Regions from separate parts of the Homo sapiens genome. Here all the other regions are linked to region 1. A link is a loop called in an ENCODE intact Hi-C map of the cell type or tissue named here. Cell type or tissue: OCI-LY7. All regions are shown on one strand.

Region 1 (8,000 bases):
TTTGAGTTCTTACACAACATCCAAGTGTTAGGGAGGAGAAATAATTCTCAAACTATTTCTCTCCTGACGTATGCTCAAATTGAAACAACATCTTTTGCTAAGGCTGAACCCAGTACCTTACATGTGTCATTTAAACCCTCTCAGGGAAGTTTTAGGATGGCTGTGCAAAACCACTGCGATGTAACTGAAGGAGCAAAATCTTCACGTCTGCACTTTGACCTACCTGGGCTGGCCTTGAGACCACCTGATATAATCCATGTGTGAAATCATTCTCCTGCTTTAGTATATAAGGCTGTGTGACACTTACCACCATGGATCAGAATTACTTTATTTTTCGGCTGGGCGAGGTGGCTCACGCCAGCAATCCCAGCACTTTGGGAGGCTGAGGCTGGCGGATCACTTGAGGTCAGGAGTTGAAGACCAGCCTGGCCAACATGGTGAAACCCCATCTCTACTAAAATATAAAAATTAGCCAGGCGTGGTGGCGGGTGCCTGTAATCCCAGTCACTCGGGTGGCTGAGGCAGAAGAATCACTTGAACCCCGGGAGGCGGAGGTTGCAGTGAGTGGAGATCACGCCACTGCACTCCAGCCTGGGTGACAGAGTGAGACTCCGTCTCAAAAACAAACAAACAAACAAACAAAGAATTACTTTATCTTTTATGCTTTTTTTTTTTTTTTTTTTTTTTTTAATAGAGACAGTGTCTGTGTTGCCCACGCTGGTCTGGAACTCCTGGGCTCAAGCAATCCTCCCGCCTCGCCTCCCCAAGTGCTAGAATTACAGGTGTGAGCCCCATGCCCAGCCTATTTTTTAATGTTTTAAAAATATATATATATAATGACCAGCATGATTTTCTTCATATTGCTGACAGAGGAGAGCAAAGTAAGTTGACTCTAAACAACAGGGGTTTGAACTGCGCAGGCTTGCTTATACGCGGATTCTTTTCAACCAAATGCTGATGGAAAACAGCATTGGTGGGATAGGAACCCTGTGTGTATGGAGGGCCAGCATTTCACATTCACAGCTTGGGCAGGGTCAACTGCAAGACTTGTGTATGTGCGGATTTGACGTTGTGCGGGGGCGGGGGGGGCGGAGGGGCCGGGGAGGTGTGGGGGGCGGGGGAGGTGTGGGGGCGGGGGATGGGGGGATGGGGAGGGGCGGGGGGCCCTAGGGGGTGGGGAGAGGCGGGGTGGGGAGCGGGTGGGGGGTGGCGGTGGGTGGAGAGGGCGGGGGAAGTGGGGGGAGGGGGGCGGGGGGGTGCGCGGTGTCCTGGGACTCATCCCTGTTACCCGCCTACCCTAAGGCCACGCACACCCAGGGACTGCTAGAATTCAATGAAGCAGGAGTTCTCAACACACGGTCACCCGTGAGCGTGTTACAGCTAATTCTTGGACCACATTCTAGACCTACGGAGTCAGAAATAGTGTGGGGCTCAGCAATCTGTATTTTAACAATCCTTAAAGCTTGAGAAACACTTCTGTTTAGGAATACTTTAAGTGTGGGACTAAGTACCATGAAATATCTTGCCTTGCTTTTGTGTTATCTCTGATCTTATAATGAAAGTATATTTACTCAATATATTTACACACTTCTGAGTGATTATTTTGAAAAGTCAGCTTCCTAGGCTGCTTGCATCAGAATCACATGGAAGATGTGTTAGAATCCAGATTCCCTGATCTCTCTGAAAGCAGGGCCTGGAAATCGGCATGTGAAACACATATCCTAACACATTTTCACATACACAGATGTTCCCGCTCCAGCGCTGTGGAGTTATTGAGACAGGTTCTTATTCTATCTTCTTATATTTTTGTTTTGGCATTTTCTTATTGTCTCTGCTGTTTCTCTGCCATCATCACTGTTATCCTTGGGAAAGAGCAGGCGATGTTGACTGATAGTGGTGGAACTGGGGAAGGTGATAATACAAGTAATACAATTTTTGCGAATTTGTTTTATCTACTTAAAACGGCTCTCTCCAGACCAATTTGCATGAAAAACAGGAAGCTGACTAAATTGAAAGAAAATGCTAAATCTTCAGGTTGCACCTTCATATCAAGAAAAATTCTATTAGGTACACACACAAGTAGGTAAAAACAGCAGGAGGCTAGTGAGGAGGTTGTGCAGTGGCCTCCCACACCTCCCACACATCTGCTTCTGCTTTTGTGCTGTACTCTCGGAGAGCTCCTACTGACCCAAATACCAATCCGGTGGACTCTTAATGTCTTTTTTTTTTTTTTTTTTTTTTTTTTTTTGAGACAGGGTGTCACTCTGTTGCCCAGGCTGGAGTGCAGTGGCCAGATCTCCGCTCACTGCAACCTCCACCTCCTGGGTTTAAGCAGTTCTCGTGCCTCAGCTTCCCGAGTAGCTGGGATTACAGGCACACTCCACCATGCCTGGCTAATTTTTGTACTTTTAGTAGAGTCAGGGCTTCACCATGTTGGCCAGGCTGGTCTTGAACTCCTGACCTCAAGTGATTTGCCTGCCTTGCCTCTCAAAGTTCTGGGATTACAGGCGTGAGCCACCGCACCCAGCAAGATCCAACTTTTGAACCAACACTTCATCTTGAGATTCTTACATTCCTTGCTGGTTTTAATTTCTTTCGTCCTTTAGCACCTTTCCAGCCTTTCTTATAGCCCCCTTCTCTTTGTCCACTGCTTGTATACTGCTTTTCATTGCGCTTTTTTCCTTGGCTGTCTTTCTCACCAATCTTTTTCTGTCTCTGCCTCTCTCTTTTCCCATGTCCCCATTTTCTCTCTTCACAGATTATTGAATATTTACTATGGGTCAGGCACACTTCTAAGTACATTACATAAAATAACTCAGTTAATTTTCACAACCTCATAATTGCAGGAACTGAAACAGAGAAGTTAATTTGCCTAAGATCACATGGCTAGCTAGTAATGGAGCTATGATCCAGACGCTAGCATTTTGGCTCCAGAGCCTATGCTCTTAATCATTACATACCTTCTTTTCTTAGTCTACAAGCCCATTTGACTGAGCTTATCCATTTTTTTTTTTTAGCTTCAACTTCTAACTATAAGCTCATTTGATATCTCTAATTCCAATCATGCCTGTCATCTGAGTTCGTCATCCCTGATGCTCACTGGACAACTTTACTAGTATTTCCCCATAGGGTATTAAACAGTTGATATTCCCACAACTGAACTCACTGTCTTTCTTGCCTTTAGCTTACAGTGTCTCCATTCTCCTTGTCACCAATGCAAGAAAACTGGGAGCCATCCTACAGTTATTTTGTCCAGTGTACTCTACCTCCTGATCATTTTTGTTTCATTTCTGTTCCTTTCTCTTCTTCCCTTCTGCCACCACAACTACACTTTGGGATTATAGTAAATATTTTTCTCATTCTTTTGAGCAAAGGATTAGTTTTTACCTTATGATATTGTGAGTCTTAACTGATGAGGTTCTCTTCTTTGAATTACCTACTCTGATGCATGGAGTCACATGTGAAAGCTACCTATTAAAAAAAAACTATAGAAACCTGGCTGGATATGGTGGCTCACACCTGTAATCCTAGCACTTTGGGAGGCTGAGGTGGGCAGACCACTTGAGCTCAGGAGTTTAAAACCAGCCTGAGCAACATGGCAAAACCCAGTCTCTACAAAAAAAAAAAAAAAAAAAAAAAAAATTAGCTGGGCTTCGTGTCGCACACCTATAGTCTCAGAAACTTACTTGGGAGGCTGAGGTGGCAGGAACGCTTGAGCTCGGGAGGTCAAGGCTGCAGTGAGCTGAGATCTTGCCACTGCACTCCAGCCTGGGCGACTGAGTGAGACCCTGTCTCAAAAACAAGAAAAAAAAAATAGAAACGTATGCAATAATTTTCTGAACAAAGTTCTCTCTTGCTACTATCGTATTCCCTTAGGCTCATTTTAAAAAACTTGCTTTCAATTCTATTTTATATTACTCTACCCACAATAAACTACTTGCAGTTCCCTCAAATTTGCCAATGTGTGTGTGAGTGTGTATGTGTGTGTACATACCTGGACCATTGCCCATGCTGGAATGCCCTTTCTCGCCTCGCCTACTTGACAAATATCTATATTTTCCAAATCTCAATTCAAGATCATTTTATTCTTGAAATTATTAATGATACCTAACTTATGCCACCTCAATATGCCACGTACACTTTTTAATTTTTAACACCTATTGCCCTGATTTGCTTAAATATTTCTGTCCCTTCTGAAGTGTAATTTCTGTGAGATCAGAGACTGTATCTCATCTTTCCATTTTCAGTGGCCTAATAAAGCTGCATCTTTAGAAGTGGCTCATGGAATGATTCTACAAATAATAACTGTCATCCTTATGGAGCAGGTACCAGATGACAATAAACAGGCCAAACTGCAATGACATCTCAGCAAAGCCCACATATACCACTTATATATTTGGGAGATTTTCATAGTTTTGAAATGCTTTTGAATCTTTTTAAAGCCCTGTTTCTCTGCAATAGTAATAATAATAAAAAAAAAACTCTCAAAACAAGTATGCGTTACATGCTGGTTCCAAGAAGGAGGGAAGCTGGGGCAAACCACATCCTGCTTTCAAAGGAACCAACAAAGACCATGAGTAAAGCATGAGCTGAGGCTGATGAAGTGCACCTGTCCTGTGACAGTTCATGAGCAGTCAGCCTCTCATGAAAGTGGCAAGTTCTCTGTATTTTTACATAGCCAAGTCAGGCATTTCTAGGCTCATCTGTGGGACGAGGACACAATAGAGCAGGAAATGGCTTTGATGCTCCCAGTTTTAGTTTCCTAGGGCTGCTGTAACAAGACACCACAAACTGGGTTGCTTAAACATCTGTATTTGTTTCACGGTTGTGGAGGCTGGGAGTCTAAAATCAGCGTTGGTAGGGTTGGTTCCTTTTGGAGGCCCTAAGGGAGAAACTGACCTGGGCCGCTCCCCTAGCTTCTGGTGCTTGCTGACATTTTTGGCATTGCTTGGCTTGCAGCTGCAACCCTCCAATCTCTGTCTCCATCATCAAATGGCCCTGTCTCTGTGTATGTCTAAATTTTCCCCTTGTTTAAACTTTTAATTTTAGGTTTGTGGGGTACATGGGAAGGTTTGTTACATAGGTAAACCAATGTCATGGGAGTTTGTTGTATGCATTATTTTATCATCCAAGTGTTAGGCCAAGTACCCAATAGTTACCTTTTCTGCTTCTTTCCCTCCTGATGCCCTCCCCACTTAAGTAGGTCCCAGTGTCTTTTGTTTCCTTCTTTGTGTTCGTAGTTCTTATCATTTAGCTCCTACTTATAAGTGAGAACATATTGTATTTGGTTTTCTGTTCCTCCATTAGTTTGCTAAGGATAATAGTCTCCAGCTCCATCCATGTTCCCGCAAAAGACATGATCTTGTTCTTTTTTTATAGCTGCATAGTATTCCCTGGTATATAAGTATCACATTCTCTTTATCCAATCTGTCATTGATGGTCATTTGGGTTGATTCTATATCTTTGCTATTGTGAATAGTGCTGCAATAAACATTTGCATGTGTGTGTCTTTATGGTAGAATGATTTATATTCTTCTGGATATATATGGGATTGCTGGGTAGAATGGTAGTTCTGCTTTTAGCTCTTTGAGGAATTGCCATGCTGCTTTTCACAAGGGTTGAACGAATTTACACTCCTACCAGTAGTGTATACTGATTGTCAGAATGTTCATACCTCTTTCCGTAAATATACTCTAATGCAGTATAACCTCATCTTAACTTGATTATATCACCGAGGCTCTTATTTGTTTCCAAATAAGGTCCCATTTGTAGGTTTTAGGGGTTCAGACTTGAGCAAATCTTTTTGGGGATACTGTTCAACCCACAATGCCCCACCACACTTTAAATCTCCTTGGACCACAAGGTCAGCATATAGGCTTTTCCACTGCTTTGTTGGAGGTGGTGGTGAGAGTGGCAAAAGGTGACCATGACCTGAGAATCTTGGGGTTCTGGGTCATGAGTCATCTCCCCATCTACCTGCTTTTAGATGGATGAGGCTAAAAAGCATTATTTATTTACTTTTATTGTTTAAGGTTTCTGAAAATATATTTGAAGTAAACACATATTTTGAATGTAATAATTTAAATTATTCTAAATCATATGTTTGCTATATAAAGCATTAGAATCAAAAGTTTATATCCTTTTTAGTTTTTTTTGTTTCTTTTCTTTTCATTTTTTTTTTTTTTTTTAGAGATGGTTTCTTGCTATATTGCCAAGGCTGGTCTCAAACTCCTGAACTCAAGTGATCCTCCTGCCTTTGTCTCCTAAGTAGCTGAGATTACAGGTGTGAGCCTCCATGCTTGCCTCCTTTTTAGATTTTTAAATTATTTATTTATTTATTTAGTAGAGATGGGATTTCACTATGTTGGCCAGGCTGGTCTCAAACTCCTGACCTCAAGTGATCTGCCCGCCTTGGCCTCCCAAAGTGCTGGAATTACAGTCATGAGCCACTACACCTGGCCTGATTTTTAAAGAATTTAAATGATGTCTCAAATAATTTAACCACTAGAAAATTAAATCAATGTGCCAAAAATCATATTTCAAAAAATAATAAAAATAAAGGAGAAAATGCAATAGATAAACTGAAGAATTAGAAAATAATAGAGCAAGAGGGCTCTTAAAGATTTTTGTTTAGGTCAATAAATCCTGCCTTCCTCAGTGTGTAAAGTGAGACCCATTTAAACATTTTTTTCCAAAGTTACCCAGCTAATTAGTGGGCACAATTTAGACTATATTTCAAGTTTTTTTTTTTTTTTTAGATGGAGTTTTGTTCTTGTTGCCTAGGCTGGAGTGCAATGGTGAGATCTCAGCTCACTGCAACCTCTGCCTCCTGGGTTCAAGTGATTCCCTTGCCTCAGCCTGCCAAGTAGCTGGGATTACAGGCGCACATCACCATGCCCGGTTAATTTTTTGTATTTTTAGTAGAGACGGGGTTTCACCATGGCCCGGCTGGTCTTGAGCTCCTGACCTCAGGTGATCCGCCTACCTTGGACTCTCAGAGTGCTGGGATTACAGGTGTGAGCCACTGTGCCCGGCCTATGTTTCAAGTTTTTAAACTTCTATGTTGTTATTCTTTTCACTATATCACAGTACATTTTGGTCTTTACTATTAGACATTCTGATGGATCATGTCAAGGTTTTTTCTTTTTGCTTTTCTTAGAGAAAGTCAACTTGCAAAAGGAATAGGTTCTGAATTTCCTGGTGTGTATTTAGGTTAGTAGGTAGGATTAAGCATACATTTTATTGGAGGGGCATGATGGCTCACACCTGTGATCCCAGCACTTTGGGAAGCTGAGGTGGGCAGATCACGAGATCAAGAGATTGAGACCATCATGGCCAACATGGTGAAACCCCATCTCTACTAAAAATACAAAAATTAGTTAGGCATGGTGGTGCGCGCTGTAGTCCCAGCTACTCGGGAGGCTGAAGCAGGAGAATCACTTGAACCCGGGAGGTGGAGGTTGTAGTGAGTGGAGATCATGTCACTGCACTCCAGCCTGGTGACAGAAAAAGACTCCGCCTCAGAAAAAAAAACAACAAAAAAAGTAAGACTTCCTGATAATAAAAGAAGGTGTTATTAATAATTATGTTAGGTCAACAGGTATAAATTGGGAAGGCTTTGGGCAAACAGTCAAAAGTAGCACCCTATAAGTCAATGTCATAATGAATAAAAATGCTTCTGGGTTGTCCTTACGTTGTTTATTTGTAAATATTTTGAATATGTATGTCAATTTTACTGCATTATATAACCTAACAATCCAAAAATAGGCTTTTTAATGATCGTCTTCTGGAAAATCCTGTAATTCCTTTGAGAATGGAAGGAAAGAAAGCTCCAAATTCCTGATTGAGAGTAATTGATTTATTAAATAGGTGTTTATTGCTTACTAAATATCAGGCATTGTTCTAGGAGGTTGAGATGTGGTAATAAAGAAACAGACAAAAACCTCTATGTTTCTGAGGCTTAGATTTCAGTAATGAAACAAAGGTGATCTTACTGACCT
Region 2 (8,000 bases), 61 kb after region 1:
CTAAGAACACAGGCAGTCTCTGTCCTCTCTGTTTTCAACCTCACCTTTAAACAGAAAAAAAAGAGCATGGGCAAGGACTCACAGGCTAAAACTGATATGGGTTAATACGCTTTGAAATATTTAAAGTGCTGTACACGTAGAAGTTTTTATTATTACACAGCCATGGGGAATTGTAGTGACAAAATGAAGTCCAGGAAAGCTGACATTATGGTAGTGGAAACCCTTAGGGAGCTTAAGGTTATTGTTTCAGCAGGGCTGGCTTATAAAAGAAACTTGTTAAAGAATAAGACATAAGGTTATATGGGGTTATCAGAACATGTGTACATAAAGATGAATATATTCCTGGCCTAGGGGCTCAGAAAAAGGCACCTCCTTAAATATACGTCTTATTACTGGCTCAGGTGAGAACTTGAAAAATCCAGGTATATAATGCATTATAAAAAGTCTTGAGACAAGTAGACTTGGAGAATGAAACACTGCTATAAAACAAAATCCTAACATTTCTATTCAGCTTTCCATAAAGGGAAAAAGAACAAAAAGTTCATTTTCCACAGGTAAAGGCAATGACTAAGCTGACAGAATTTGTATTTTAATGAATAAAAATTTACCGAGGTGCTTGATTATATTATCCCATAAAAAATTTAGAAACAAATGTCTACAAATCCTGAACTTTGCTCTCTTTTTGTTGAGATGAAGGGAAGAAAAACTGCTGGTTTTCAAATTGGGACTAACACTGTGACAAAAAAAGGTATATGAAATTAAAGTACATTGTTAGAATTTGCCTATGCAGTTTGCTTTGGTTTTTGAAACTGTCCTCATTTATGAAACAATAATAATATATGTATAATCTCCTGGGTGCAGTGAAGACATTAAAATAAAGTAGAATTGCAGGTGATTTCCTTCAAATGTTTAAAATCTTTCTCTTATGAAAAAGGGACTGGTCTTCCAAAGCCCTCGCTCTTTATCTAACAAGCTGCTCTATGTCTACTGTTAGACACTCACTTTTCTTGACCTCAGGTTTCTCATCCATAAAATTCAGGATTTGGCTAGGTAAGCTCTGAAATGCCAATTTCACAGCAATAACTGTTTAATCCTTTACGAAGTCCATTTACTTATCTTTATTTTTCAGATCATAGTTAATTTTTACAAAATTCTGTTAGATATTATTCTTACACCATTTTACAGGTCTGACTTTGAGAGTGGGCAAGTCACATATTCTATTTCACAGCTTGTGCAGGAGACAAAGCCAGGACTTGGTTCACGCCCACGACACCACTGACCGTGTGCTTTCTCAGCACCGAATCACCTGTGTATCACCTGTGTGGCAAGACCTATGATTAACGAAAACAAATTTCTCAACCTGTTAGCGGTCACAGAGCATAGCTGGAGAAAGTAGCTCTCAAATACTATTTTTCATGTCTTTTATTTCTTAAAGGGCCACAGTAAGGCAAAATAAAGGCAAATTTTCTGTTTCAAATGGTAGTAATGATGTGAGTAGCTCAGCCGAGCTTGTCTAAAAATCCTTTGATCATTCAACTTTGTGTGCCATCAGTTTGCTTTTATTAAACTCTTTTTTTTTAATTTTGAGATAATTGTAGATGTACAGGCAGTTGTAAGAAATAATACACAGAAATTCCATGTACCCTTCATCCAGTTTCCTCTATTGTAATTCCTACATTACTGTGATACAAAAGCACAAACAAGAAACTGATGTGGAGACGACCCATTCACATTCAGATTTTACCAGCTTTCCATGCACTTACTTGTGGGTGTGTGTGTATTTTGTCTATGTATTTTGCCCTATGCAATTTATGACCTGGGTACATTCATGTGACGACCACCACAGTCAAGATACAGAAGAATTCCATTGCAAGGAACCCTCATGCTATCCTTGCATAGCCACCTAACTTCAATTCTTGGCAGCCACTAATTTGCTTTCCATTATTTTGTCATGTCAAGAATGTAATACAAATGGGATTATATAGTATGTAACCTTTTAAGATGGACTTTTAGATGGGCTTTTTCTTCACTCAGCATAATTTTCTTGAGATCTATCTAAGTTGATTAGTGTATCAATTCCTTTCCATTACTGCGTAGTAGTCTATGGCTTGATGAACCACAATCTGTTTAACTGCTCATGCATGGAAAGACATTTGGATGGCTTCCAGTTTTTGTCTATTATGAACAAAGCTGCTATGAATATTCATGTACAGGGTTTGTGTGAACGTAAATGTTCATTTCTCTGGGATAAATGTCCAAGAGTGCAATTTGTGGTTCATATGGTAAGTGCATCTTTAGTTTTGTAAGAGACTGCCATACTCTTTTCCAGGATGATTGTATCATTTTACAGTCCCATCAGCAATGCACGAGTGGTCCAGTTTCTCAGTATTTTTGCCGGAATCTAGGGCCTTGTCTAGGGAAGACCCTCTAGTCTACAAACTGGGTAAGGAAGGGAGCCGCTGACTGCTCAGCTGCACTCATCTGGAATTTAGCCTCTGCAACATGGATCTGGAGAAAGGATGAGAAATGATGGTGGACTGCCCCTCCTGGGGAGATAAAGGGAGAAGGATTCCCGTGTTCTTGGCTGTACCCATCCAAAGTGAAATTTTTTTTCACTGAGGTAGGAGGGGGAGGGTGAGAGTGGGCTGTAGTTCACATGTCACAGACTCAAAGAGGTAGTTTTTTTTTTTTTTGGTAATTTTACTAGTTATGGTTTTTCTTTGTGGAGTAGGTCTGCAGAGGCCTTCAAGCCCTTCATTTCTGAAAGTGGAACCTAGTACTGTTGAGTTGGAGAATTTTAAATATATTTGATATTACAAGTCCTTTGTCAGAGATGTGAGATGTGATTTACAAATATTTTTTCCTAGTCTGCTGCTTGTCTTTTCATATTCTTAACAGAGACTTTCACCAAGCAAAAAATTTTAATTTTGAACCGGCTCAATTTATTTATTTATTTATTTAATAGATTGTGTTGTTAGTATCAAATCTAAGAACTCTTCATTTAGCTTATGGTCCTGAATATTTTCTCCTGTATTTTTCTTAAAATTTTGATAGTTTTACTTTTACATTTAAATGTATGATCATTTTGAGTTGATTTTTGTGTAAGTTATGAAGATTAGGTTGAGGATTTTTTTTTTTATTTTTTTTGCCTATAAATGTCTAATTGCTCCAGCACTATTTGTTGAAAGGGCTATTCTTTCTCCATTGATGGCTTTTGCATCTTAAAAAAAAAAACAGTCAGACATATTTGTGTGGGCCTATTTCTAGGTTTTCTGTTCTGTGGATCTACGCACTTATCCCTCCACTAACACCACATTATTTTGATTACTGTAGCTATACAGGAAGCTGTAATATTGGGTGGAGCGATTCCTGTCATTTTACTCTTCTTTTGCAAAATTATTTCGGCTTCTTGTGCCCATAAGCCTGTCTGTATCTATGAAACACCTTGTTGGGATTTTGTTAGGAATTACATTAAAGCTATAGATCAATTTGGGGAGAATGGACATCTTTACTATGTCAATCCACTTTTGAATTAATGGAACATTCCATTCATTTTTGCTGTTTTTACGAATATAAGTAAAGAATACAAATAAAGTAAAGAAGCTTTCCATCTAATTCATAGTAAAAATACATTGGTATCAATTTACTTACTTAAAAAAGTAAGAGTATTTTTTTTCTCCCGAAATCTTTGGGTTGATTTAATTTTCTACATTAATGTTTACAAGCAGAACTTTTGTTTCTATATAGACACAGCCATGGATAATCATAACAACTGTGACTCTACCTCCTTCAAATAAATGCTTGAATTCAATTTCCCCGCCAATGCCTGGTAGTAAAGGCTAAGTTAGCTAAATAGGAGTAGTTGGCCATACAATAACTAAACATTCTTCTGAGTAAAGAAAAGTCTGGAACGCAGATTACTTAGCCAAATGACTCATGGATTGTGGCCCTCCAGAGAAAACTGAGAGCACATTAAACCTTCTAAAGCTCTTTGGGATGGGAAAAAGTGTTGCTAAAAAAGGATTTTTACTATATCCTCCCTTTTAAACAGGGTTCAAATTGGAAAGCGCTTATCTCAGTGTACCATTTTGTTTTGCTAGTTATTATTATTTCCAGCTCTATTAGGTGAGTGATCTCACACAGAGAAGGGAAAATTGAGCTTTTCTGGCTGGGCACTATTACTCTGCCCAGCTGAAAGCTGCTATGCTGGACAGCATCTTTTCTGTAGCTACATTTGTAGGCCACAGGAACTGTGGATAGTTATGTATTCAGTTGTTACAGTCATCTATTTATTTGTCTTAAGAATAAAAACAAATCTTCCAATTGACCTTAATTTTTTTGCAGCTGCAGTTTTAAAGAATTATAGTATCTTTTTATATTAAGAACTTTTTTATAAGCCAGTAAAAATAGAAATTTGATTCACAAAGTTTTTTCTTTCTAGAACAATTTACTGGCATTTATTTCTCTTAGAGACTGGGATAGAAGAAGAAATGCAGATGATTAAAACTCAGGCAGTAGATCCCTTGCTTTAAACCAGAGCCAAGAAACTTTCTAACTATATATTTATACTGCTTCCAGTTTTAGAAGGCTGGTCGTCTTTATTGAAGGCAAGTCAATGTGGAAAGCTCTATTGTTGTGTGTTCAAATACTATATTATAACCCTGTATTTGTTTTTCTTCTGTAAATTCATACAACACTTTGCAGTTATTTCTTAGTTCATATACTTTTGGTGCCATGTGACAGAAAACTCAACTCAGTGTATTGACCCAAGTAACATAAAAATCAAGGTGTAGACATAGCTGGATAGTTCATTCCATCTCTTGTCTCTGCTTTTAATTGTGTTGGCTAACTTTTTAAGTAGGCTTCCCCCTGGTGGCCCACTGAATTTTCCTCTCCTGTTGACTCTTGTGAGTTGGACTTCTGAGTCCTGCAATTAGTGTTAATTGGGTCATGTATTTATCCACAAACCATTTACTGTGGAGAGGGCTAGTCTATTCCCCTGTTAACCAGGCTAGGGTCAGAGGTTATTTTCCTGTCTATTCCCCAGTTAACAAGTCTAGGGTCAGAGGCAATTTTCCAATCTGAACCTTGCCATTTGAGCCAAGAGCTTTGGAAGACTACATAGATATGCACAGTTTGGAAAATATGTAGGGGTAGAGAGAATGCAGTTGTAGACAGCATTTTTGCATTTCTGGTTATAATCAGGGCACTTTTCTTTGTTCAGAAATTTCTCTTCATTATAAATTACTCTGTTATTCTGTTATAGCAGCATGAAACTAACTAAGAGCTACGAAGTCATTCTGTATCTGAGGACAGTTTCAGCTCCATCCAAGGACTTAGCCTCAAGATGTGGAAAAAGTTAGTGATTTAGAGTTGTGTATGTCTGGAGAGGAACTGAGGGTTACTAAGCAGGCAAAAATCAACAGCCGTTCACTACGACAGGTTTTTTTTTTTTTTTTTTTTTTTGAGACAGTCTTGCTTTCGCCCAGGCTGGAGTTCAGTGGCGCGATCTCGGCTCACTGCATGCTCTGCCTCCCAGGTTCACGCCATTCTCTTGCCTCAGCCTCCCGAGTAGCTGGGACTACAGGTGCCCACCACCATGCCTGGCTAATTTTTTGTATTTTTAGTAGAGACGGGGTTTCACCGTGTTAGCCCGGATGGTCTTGATCTCCTGACCTCGTGATCCACCTGCCTTGGCCTCCCAAAGTGCTGGGATTACAGGCGTGGGCCACCGCGCCCAGCTACAACAGGTTCTAAAGAGCTGTTCATTAAAGAAACAACTGGAAAATAAACAAAACAAGTTTATGTTTGTTACTATGGTTTGAATGTGTCTGCAAGTTGATGAGTAAGAAACTTGATCACAAATTCAATGGTGTTAGGAGGTGGGACGTAATGGATGGTGTTAGGATCATGGGGTCTCTGCACTCATGAATGGATTAATGCCATTCTCACATGAGTGGATTCCTTATAAAAGGATGAGTTCAGCCCCTCTTGCTCTCTCTTGCCTTCTCTTTGCCCTTCAGCCCGGGTGACACAGTAAGAAATACCTCATCAGATGCTGGTGCCCTGATCTTAGACTTCCCTACCTCCAGAACTGTGAGAAATAAATTTCTCTTCCTTATAAATTACTCAGTCTGTGATACTCTGTTATAGCAGCATGAAACTAAGACCCTTGTAAATCAACAAAAACAGGGAAAATGGTAAATAATCCCTTATAAACAAAACCTTTTTATGAAAGTGTTTAATAAAATAGTAAATGTTCATCAGTGGCTTCTTGTTTTTGGGTCTTGATCTGTTTACATATAAATTTAGGCGGCTGATTAAATAGTTTCTTAGGTGTCTCAGGTTTAACATTCTGTCATTCCACCATTAGCAGTCCTCACTCCTGTTGAGTATAATGTGTCTCTCTAAGCCTTAAAGGCTGCAGTGTGATGAAGGTGAAGATGCTGCATCTGGGAATTCCAGTAGCTTTAAGTAATTGCCATTTGAGCCAAGAGCTTTGGAAGACTATATAGATATGCACAATTTGGAAAATATATAGGAGTAGGGAGAGTACGGTTTTAGACAGCATTTTGCATTTCTGGTTACAATCAGGGCACAAAGTGATAAGACGAAAGTTACCATACACTCATTTAAAAAATCACTGGTTATTTTTCCAGACTTTTCTTTGTTCAGAGAAATATTTAATTATTGTATTGCCAACCGCCATTCTCTGGGATTGGCTGGTAAATTTTGAGGTGATAGAAGCCAATTTTAACTTTAGCCTTGTGATTTGTGAACATTTTCTTTTTCTTATTTTTTTTAAAGCCAAACTGCTCATTCATCTATTTGACACATATAGTGAAACGTGTACTATGAGGAATGCACTGTTTAAGAAAATAAAGTGGTAAAAAAATTTTTTTGCCCTAATGGGGCTTACACTATCCTAAGGAAGATAAGCAAATATATAATATGAGTCTGAGACTATTAAGTGCTGTGATAAAAAATGAAGTGGGGCAATTGATTGTGTCTGGAGTGCTATTTTGTAGCCACCAGAGAAGACCTCTTCCTCTAAGAAGGTTGCATTAGAGCAGAGATGGAGATTAAGTGAGGAAGCCAGCCATGTCTCCTCTTAGAGGAGGGCTTTCCAGATAGAGAAATCAGCAGGGGCAGAGGATTTGAAGTAGGCACATGCTTGAAATGTTTGAAAAATTACAGGGAGGCCAAAGTGGCTGGAGCAGAGTGAGTGGGGTGGGGAGGTGGGGTAGACTGGCTGGGAATGGACCAGAGAAGCAGCCAGGGGCCAGATCATGCAGGTCTGGGTAAGGACTTAGAATTTTTTTTCAAAGTGTGATGGGAAACCTTGGAGAGTTTTGATATGAAAAGCCACAAGATCTAGTTTTCATTGTAAAGACTCTCCTGGGCTGCTGCTTGGAGAGCCTTCTTTAAGGGGAGCAGAGCAGAAGCAGCTGGGAAGCCTTTGGTTGAGGCTCCCTCTGCTCCCAGCAAGGAGCTCCTTCATGGGGACAGCTCCCAGGAGAGCAGCCTGCCCCTGGACATCCTTGGATCCCCACTCTGAGCTACTGTGACCAGAGCAGAAATTATCTGCTCTCACTGTGGAGCTGGGACAACTGCGTTTCTATCCCCTACCTGGAGGAATGGATGTGCTTAACTACTAAAAAGCACCACACACATGGTGGAAGGATGCTGTGGTGAATTTCGTTCTGTTGGTTGTATAATCTGGGCTGGGATCAAAACCACCACTTACAAGATTGTTCCTCTGGGGACATTATTTCCAAGTTCAAATCAACTGACTTAAGAATGTGTTGCATACTAAGAATTAATTTTGGTAATTGGAGAACTGACTCTTCTTCTTATGAAGAGTTGGGAACATTATCCTAAGGAAGATCATTAACACATTAAGGATTAATAACACCTACTGAACAACATTGACATAAAAAAATTAAGGGTTTTTTTTTTGAGAGAGAAAGTTATATGAATGACTAGAAATACAGGTGAAA
Region 3 (8,000 bases), 720 kb before region 1:
TTCTAAATAGGCATAAATATACTATCTGCCTCTGGCATTTGCCTAGATACCTTCATCTCTAGGTGTTAAGGTACTTTGTTAACTGAGCTCCATTGGTTTGAAAGGTCAGTTCTTTTTTGCCTGTTATTTGGCATACATCATGTGCCTTGATACTTGGTTTATAGGTACTGAGTCTCCTGGCTCTCCTAATAGCCTCTTTCATCTTTGATGACCTAATTAACTATCTGATCATGGAAAACTTACAATTTCTAATTGTACTTAAGATAATGGGTTTCATTATTACCTTGAGTCAATTTTACTTTGAAAACTTACAACATTGGGCCCCTAAGGATAATGATAGATAGCACTTGTATAGTTTTAGAATTAAACAAACAGACCAAAAAATGCTTTGCTACATTGTAGTCCATCTTACTGCAATGCTGAGGTAAATGGTTTATGCTCATTCATGATTTCATGTTATCAGAGATTCTGCAGTGATCATGACAGACATGGCTTCCATTCTTCTAACACATTATGGGGGAGAAATGTCAGGAATGAAGGAGACATGTTTTTGTAAGAAACATATAGCTCAGAGAACTTAAGTGACTTACCCAAAGTTCTAGACGGTATGTGATGAGTTTGTATGGGTGTGTAATGGGCGACTAAACTGGAAAGGCATGTAGGCAGACTGTTAAAGAGTAATGAAAAACTGACCAAAGAGTGGGAATGTCTTTTCTGTGGACAATGGATAGCCATGAGAAGCTTTGTATTGGGGTGGTGATGTAATTGAAGTGTTTAGAAAGAATATTCTTATAGTAACGGGCCAGTTAAATGACTATGGTGATAGAGATGTGGAGCAGCTGAGAAGCCACCAGCACTTACACACATAAAATAAAGTCCCAAAATAATGGGGTGGTGTTCAGGCTGGGAGGGGACAAATAGAGGACACTACAGTGAGAAAATGAGAAGGATTTTGTGGCTTACTGTATAGGAGAAGGAAGAAAGAAGAGAAGTCAATGATGTTTAAAAGTTTCGGCCAGGCGCGGTGGCTCACGCCTGTAATCCCAGCACTTTGGGAGGCCAAGGCAGGCAGATCACGAGGTCAGGAGATTGAGACTATCCTGGCTAACACAGTGAAACCCCGTCTCTACTAAATACACAAAAAATTAGCCGGGCGTGGTGGTGGGCGCCTGTAGTCCCAGCTACTCGGGAGGCTGAGGCAGGAGAATGGCATGAACCTGGGAGGTGGAGCTTGCAGTGAGCTGAGATCGCGCCACTGCACTCCAGCCTGGGTGACAGAGCGAGACTCCGTCTCAAAAAAAAAAATTTTTTTTTTTAAGTTTCAAGGTGGTAAGAACTTTATAATAACCACATATGACAGTAAGAGCTCAAAGACCATCAGTTAAGAGAAGCCTAAATGTCCATTCTTCTGGCTTCCTTCTTGGATCATGTCTTTGGTGACTATCTCGTGGAGCATTTCCTAAAACCAGGCATAATGTTCCTTCCTGCTCTCTTCGTTCTGGATCTCATCTAAGCTTGGCTTTCTCTAATCTGATCTGTCCTGTGTGGGTAAGGAGAAATTTCCCCAAAGATTGAAAATTATGAGAAAATAGAGCTAAGATTGTGACTCAGAAGTGAGTCTTTTCCTGACCGTCTGATGTTATAAGTCAGCTAAGACATGTGAGCGGCATGTATTTGACTCAGTGTATTGTATCCTAGGCATTCTTTGTGGACCACAACTCCCGCACCACCACTTTCATTGATCCCCGGCTCCCACTTCAGAGCAGTAGACCCACAAGTGCGCTGGTTCATCGGCAACACCTGACAAGGCAACGCAGCCACAGTGCGGGTGAGGTGAGTCATGCGTTTTGGGGACTGACCTGTTGGTTGATAGAAGCTTCTAGTATGTGATGGTTTGAGGAATTTGACTGATTTTTTTAAAGCATTTTTTCTTTTTTTTTTTTTTGAGTTTGATTTAGAGGCTGAAAAGCTTTCGAATGTTGACAGGGCTTCTCTGGAAATACATACAGCCTAAATCACAAATTTAAAAAGGTAGGATATATGAGGCAAAACTGACGAAATTTAAGATTTTTTGACTCAGAGGAAGGTGAGAGGGTGTTGATAATGTACTAAAATGTTCGAGACAGGAAGATGATAAGCCCATTTGCACACCCATTTTCAGCCTCACAGGAAGAAATGAATATAACTTGGTTAAATGTGGAATTTCTTTATATATATATATATATATTTTTTAATTATACTTTAAGTTCTAGGGTACACGTGCACAATGTGCAGGTTTGTTACATTTGTATACATGTGCCATGTTGGTGTGCTGCACCCATTAACTCATCATTTACATTAGGTATATCTCCTAATGCTATCCCTCCCCCCTCCCCCCACCCCATAACAGGCCCCGGTGTGTGATGTTCCCCTTCCTGTGTCCAAGTGTTCTCACTGTTCAATTCCCACCTATGAGTGAGAATATGCGGTGTTTGGTTTTTTGTTCTTGTGATAGTTTGCTGAGAATGATGGTTTCCAGCTTCACCCATGTCCCTACAAAGGACATGAACTCATCATTTTTTATGGCTGCGTAGTATTCCATGGTGTATATATGTGCCACGTTTTCTTAATCCAGTCTATCATTGTTGGACATTTGGATTGGTTCCAAGTCTTTGCTATTGTGAGTAGTGCCACAGTAAACATACGTGTGCATGTGTCTTTATAGCAGCATGATTTATAGTCCTTTGGGTATATACCCAGTAATGGGATGGCTGGGTCAAATGGTATTTCTAGTTCTAGATCCCTGAGGAATCGCCACACTGTCTTCCACAATAGTTGAGCTAATTTACAGTCCCACCAACAGTGTAAAAGTGTTCCTATTTCTCCACATCCTCTCCAGCACCTATTGTCTCCTGACTTTTTAATGATTGCCATTCTAACTGGTATGAGATGATAGAATTTCTTAAGTGAAGTTTTCTATATTACATTAAAATATCCATCCAGGGATATGGGATTATGGAATCCTCACTAGTATTCTTTAAAATTAGGATATTTTTGAGAGAGTTGATTTATATACTTTATGTGCCTGGAGAAAAAGGGCTGAACTAAGAATTACTAAAAACTGCTCTACTTTACCGATTTGCAGGGACCAATGGTAACCACACGAGGGCCCTCTAATATCCTAACCAAAAAAAAGAACAAACCTTGTTTCAGTTCTTCCTTTTGCAGCTTCAATATATAAAAGAAATGTCTTAAGTCAAGTTTTCTTCTCCTTCATATGGGCTTATGATTTGATTATATACCATCACTTGATTTACATTGTTTCTGAAAATTCCCTTAGACAATAGAATTTGGATCCTTTACCCACCTTTACATGCCTTTTCTGTGTCTATGTGCATGTCATATTTTCAGTATTATATTGTACATCAAATATCTTTGTAGCCATATATTTTGTATAAGAAAAAATATGAATACAATAAATAACTGGATCTGATTCATCAAAATTCTACTCTTGGAATTTCCCCTCGTGATTTATATACTTGCTCCAATGCATCATGTGTTTGCTGGTTGTAAGTGCAGATATAGAAGGGTGCACATGAGAAGCTCATATAAAAATGATATACAAATATATTACAGGATGAGGTATGTGCAAAAATTTTTCTGTTTTATGAGTAGCTAATAAATCTTTACCTTGCTGTCATGTAACCCATTAGTGGTGAACTGAATGGCACTAACAACATTCATCTTAAAAGCAGAACAGACCTCTCACCTTTGGACCTTGTGTGCGATGTGTAGCACAATTAGGGCTCTGTCTGATATTTTATTGCATAGCCCGTGCCCTTTAACCACTCACCTTATCATGACTTCACAGTATGAAGCTGGCTGTTTGGTCTAGTTAGGACTATTTTTCTGGGAAAACATGCATGAGATTAATAGCTATACTTTCATTTTCTTTCAACCCCTCTACCTTAAAACATGAATATTTTCATGGTCTAGTAGTAGTAGCCTTTATGAGAGAGGGACCCTAAGGGATACATTAAGACTTTTCCTCCTATGGCTGGAAACTGAGCAGTGGCCCAGAGATAAGTCCATACAGACTGAGTGTCCAGCCCTCCACATTGTTAAACCTTCCGGGGGAGTGTCCTTTCTGACACAGCTGTTGGAAGCATGCACATCCTGAAGTGCTGCCCATCAGAGGGATTGCCCACTGTCCGCTGGTCTGGTTGCAAAGACTGAGGTCTTAGGGAGAAGACCTTTGGCTTTTCTGGGAAATGATGAGACATGGCAACATACTGTGAGGAGAGAAAGTATATATTGGAGTGTTGAAATGATAAGTTATCTGACTAACAATCTGTACTTAGTGATCAGATCTCCCCAGAGAATAGCTGTATTCATTCCTCAAAGCCAGTAACTCAAGAGAAGCAGGATGAGAAGACTTCTAGTTACATACATGAGTCATTTGAGCCACTGTCTTATATTCCTTCAGCAAATATTCCATTCAGTAGAAATATTGATGTCTTTTCCATCTAACAAGTTAACACCAAACACCTGCTACAATGAAGAAACATAGTGGTTGCTGTTATGAGGGATGCAAATAAATAACACATTTCCTGCATTCTTTTTTTTTTTTTAAGACAGAGTCTTGCTTTGTCGCCAGGCAGGAGTGCAGTGGTGCGATCTTTGCTCACTGCAACCACCACCTCCCGGGTTCAAGAGATTCTCCTGCCTCAGCCTCCCGAGTAGCTGGGACTACAGGCACCTGCCACCGCGCCCGGCTAATTTTTGTATTTTTAGTAGAGATGGGGTTTCACCATGTTGGCCAGGATGGTCTCGATCTGTTGACCTTGTAATCCGCCCGCCTTGGCCACCCAAAGTGCTGGGATTATAGGTGTGAGCCACCGTGCCTGGCCCACACATTTCCCGCATTCTTAATAGGAAAGGAAAATATGAAACCCTACTACAAATGAATAAAAATATGAACGAAAAATGCTTTGTAAATTTTCTTTTTTAATAGTTGGGAAAGAAAAATATACCTTTAGATAATCATGTTTTCTTCTTTTTATTTATATCTTTCCAGCTTTAGTGAGGTATAATTGACAAATAATATAAACTGTTCACAATGGCAGCTGCTTGTTCTGTTTGTTCTGTGGGAGCTCAGAGGAGGTTGTATTTAACTTGGGCTTGAAGGAGAGGGAAGACCTTGTCGAGGAGGGGCTGTTTGAACTACGCTTTGAAGAATGAGTGAGAGCATTCTTGAAGGACAAGCAAGCGGTGGAGGGTGGGGAGGATATTTCCAGCATTAGAGTCTTTAGAAAAATCCTCAGCAAATACCCAAGTGATGCAACATGATAAAAGGGCTGCAAATGGTTGTGGGTGGAATAAAACTCTCTTTTCAAAATCCCAGTTTATAAATCCAGTACAGTGTGTTATTTTTTCTTATTCTCTCTTATACTGCTGTTCTGCTATTGTCTCAAAAGATTTCTGTAATATGGGGGAAAATGCTAAAGCAGAAGCAAAAACAACATTAGAGTTTTCTGGTAAGGCTGTTAATGGGTATTTTTGGTTATCTACTTGTGTGTATGAGTTTCTAAATCTATATTAGGTGCAATAAATAATTCTGGTTAGGACAACCCTATTTAGCTCCTCCACACCTGCTCCTATTAGCACCCTGGTGTGGGAGGCTCAAACCAGAAAGATCTGTTGTACCAGGTGTTCTAATAGGCATGGAGAATTGCTCCTGAGGAGATAATACACTAACTCGAAACCCCACATGAAGATTGCTGCTCTTCAACCCCTCCTCTGCTGAGCCAGGGAATTCCCTGGCCTGCCTTAGCCAAAAGAAGAAATATCTTGGCACTGCCCCAAAACATTTATACCACTCAGTCTTCCCTTTGATTGTGTTGTTGCAGACTGTGCTCTGTCAATGCAGAAGTTAGTCCTGATGAACAAGTCTGCTGTTTAGCTGCTGCAGCCTCAGTAATTATAAGCAGATTGAACTACTTCTGTGCCACTTGGTAAAGAGTCACTGCCCCAGCCCCTCTCAAGAATGTGGATGCCTCAACTCCCCCCACCATTTAGCCACTAAAACAAGGCTTTCAATAACTAAGAACCCTGCTTCAGCCCCACAGCTGGTATCTGTTCTGATCAAGTGGTACTTCACTATGCTCATTGTTAATATTTTGAACAACTTGGTTTGGGATGCTGATATAGAGCATTCTGGCTCTTGGTGCAGAACATAAATGATGCTTCTGTTTGCAGGTAGGAGAAGATTCTCGACATGCAGGACCACCAGTTCTTCCCAGGCCATCCAGTACATTCAATACAGTCAGTAGGCCACAGTACCAGGACATGGTTCCAGTGGGTATGTCATCCCTTTCCAGAAATCATCTGTCCTTTTGTGCCATTATCTGTACCATGTACACTGTGCTGATACTTCCCCTGTTGTTAGCCTGCTACTTTTTGCCCTATATTGAGAAATTGCTGCATTATCCTTAAGAAATGTATAACAAAATCCTACAGACTTGAGTCTCAAAGGGCTTCTGTCTTGTAATATCCTAAAGGATGAGATTGTTTTTTAATACCACCCTACCTTTCCTGAGTAGAGGTATCATATTAGATTATTGAAGTTAAGGAAAAATAATTTATTAAGGTAATACATTATGCAATCATTATAAATTAAGAATTTGGACTAGCATATACTTAGTATATATTTAAGGCCAAGACAGAATTTAAATGGTGTGTGAATCTGTAGCAGCCTCACAAAATAAACAATCAAAGAGAGCACATTCTTAAGGGCTTTTGTCACAAATAGAAGGCAGCAAGAACCTCTAAAATAGTAAAATAAAAATAAATGAGTGTGGGAGAAAGGCCTGAAAAACAACTTGAGTTGTTATTAAAAGGATGAGGTTGAAGTAGATCAGTGGTTGCCAAACCTGGAGCGCCTGAGGCAGGTGGAGTGGACAGACTGGTGGGAGGCCATATGGGCTCCGTGCTCCGTCTTAAATTAGACTAGGTTGGCTGGGCGCAGTGGCTCACGCCTGTAACCCCAGCACTTTGGGAGGCCGAGATGGGCAGATCACAAGGTCGACAGATCAAGACCATCCTGGCTAACACGGTGAAACCCCGTCTCTACTAAAAATACAAAAAATTAGCCAGGCATGGTGGCACGCACCTGTAGGCCCAGTTACTCTGGAGGCTGAGACAGGAGAATCACTTGAACCTGGGAGGCAGAGGTTCCAGTGAGCCGAGATTGCACCACTGCACTCCAGCCTAGGGACAGAGCAAGACCCAATCTCAAAAAAAAAAAAAAAAAAAAAAAAAAAAAAAAAAAAATTAGACCAGCTCTCCATTTATCTTTGTTTTAAAACGTCTTCTTTAAATTAAAAAAAAAATGTCATGAAATTCAATGTAATGCCCATGACCTAAGAAGCTTGACCTCTGGATAAGAAGAAATGTAGGGTTGAAGTCTAACAGTCTAGGTTTTTTTTTATGTTATTACTAATATGACACTAAATACTGCACATGGAATTTTAAAGCACTATAAAATTGTTGCTTAGACAGTTATGTGGGCTCTGAGCTCAGACGCACTATAAACCCCGATTCAATAATTATCCAAGTGTCTTCATTATTCATATATAGTGAAACGTGCACTTAGGGAACATTTGAGTTGACAATGGTATTCCATTTTAGCAGGTAGTATTTCTTTAAAATTGTTATTGTATATATAAATATACATAACTAAAATAGATATGTTATAGGCAATATGATGCAGGTAAGATTGGAAATGGCAGATCTCTACAGAATTATTATACTTCTTTTGTTTAATTATTTGTTAAAGAAAGGCATGTATCTTGATAATATCCTATACCAGAATCTCTGATGTTTAAGAATTTAGACACTCTGTCCTAGTTCTGTGAATTTAAATATATTTGTGCCTATTTATGATTATCAACAAATATAATCAAGATGAATCATCTTAAGTAAACAAATTCATTTTCTTGACAAAAGAGTATTAACGGTAT

The links. Hi-C counts contacts between places; a loop is a spot of excess contacts. Peaks named below come from ENCODE experiments on the same cell type or tissue, not always from the same donor. Only the 100,000 strongest peaks of a DNase experiment are listed, where the experiment ranks them.
Region 2: a loop joins it to region 1, with 4 times the contacts of the local background. A loop is called at or near these places in 11 of 110 quality-filtered maps.
Region 3: it touches region 1 in a loop (2.9-fold over the local background); 2 of 110 quality-filtered maps call a loop at or near these places.

The regions. Positions count from the first base shown.
Region 1 is chr2:195,556,370-195,564,369 of GRCh38, reverse strand. No RefSeq gene overlaps it. Among named protein-coding and RNA genes, the nearest start is that of LINC01827, 14 kb to the left of the region's middle. RefSeq lists an enhancer at 4,710-4,759. In OCI-LY7, no CTCF peak of the experiment used is centred here; DNase peaks (open chromatin) are centred at 959, 2,069, 2,889, 4,659 and 1 weaker place; H3K4me3 peaks cover 4,756 bases; H3K27ac peaks cover 5,781 bases.
Region 2 is chr2:195,495,242-195,503,241 of GRCh38, reverse strand. No RefSeq gene overlaps it. Among named protein-coding and RNA genes, the nearest start is that of LINC01825, 34 kb to the left of the region's middle. In OCI-LY7, CTCF peaks have their summits at 4,684 and 4,888 (motif pointing left); DNase peaks (open chromatin) are centred at 4,871, 7,081 and 7,701; H3K4me3 peaks cover 1,223 bases; H3K27ac peaks cover 1,120 bases.
Region 3 is chr2:196,272,361-196,280,360 of GRCh38, reverse strand. HECW2 (HECT, C2 and WW domain containing E3 ubiquitin protein ligase 2) reads left to right here. Exons shown (of 29, transcript NM_001348768.2): 15 at 1,699-1,833; 16 at 6,238-6,340. Among named protein-coding and RNA genes, the nearest start is that of HECW2-AS1, 16 kb to the right of the region's middle. In OCI-LY7, a CTCF peak has its summit at 3,144; DNase peaks (open chromatin) are centred at 3,150, 4,590, 5,230, 5,650 and 2 weaker places; H3K4me3 peaks cover 3,775 bases; H3K27ac peaks cover 4,857 bases.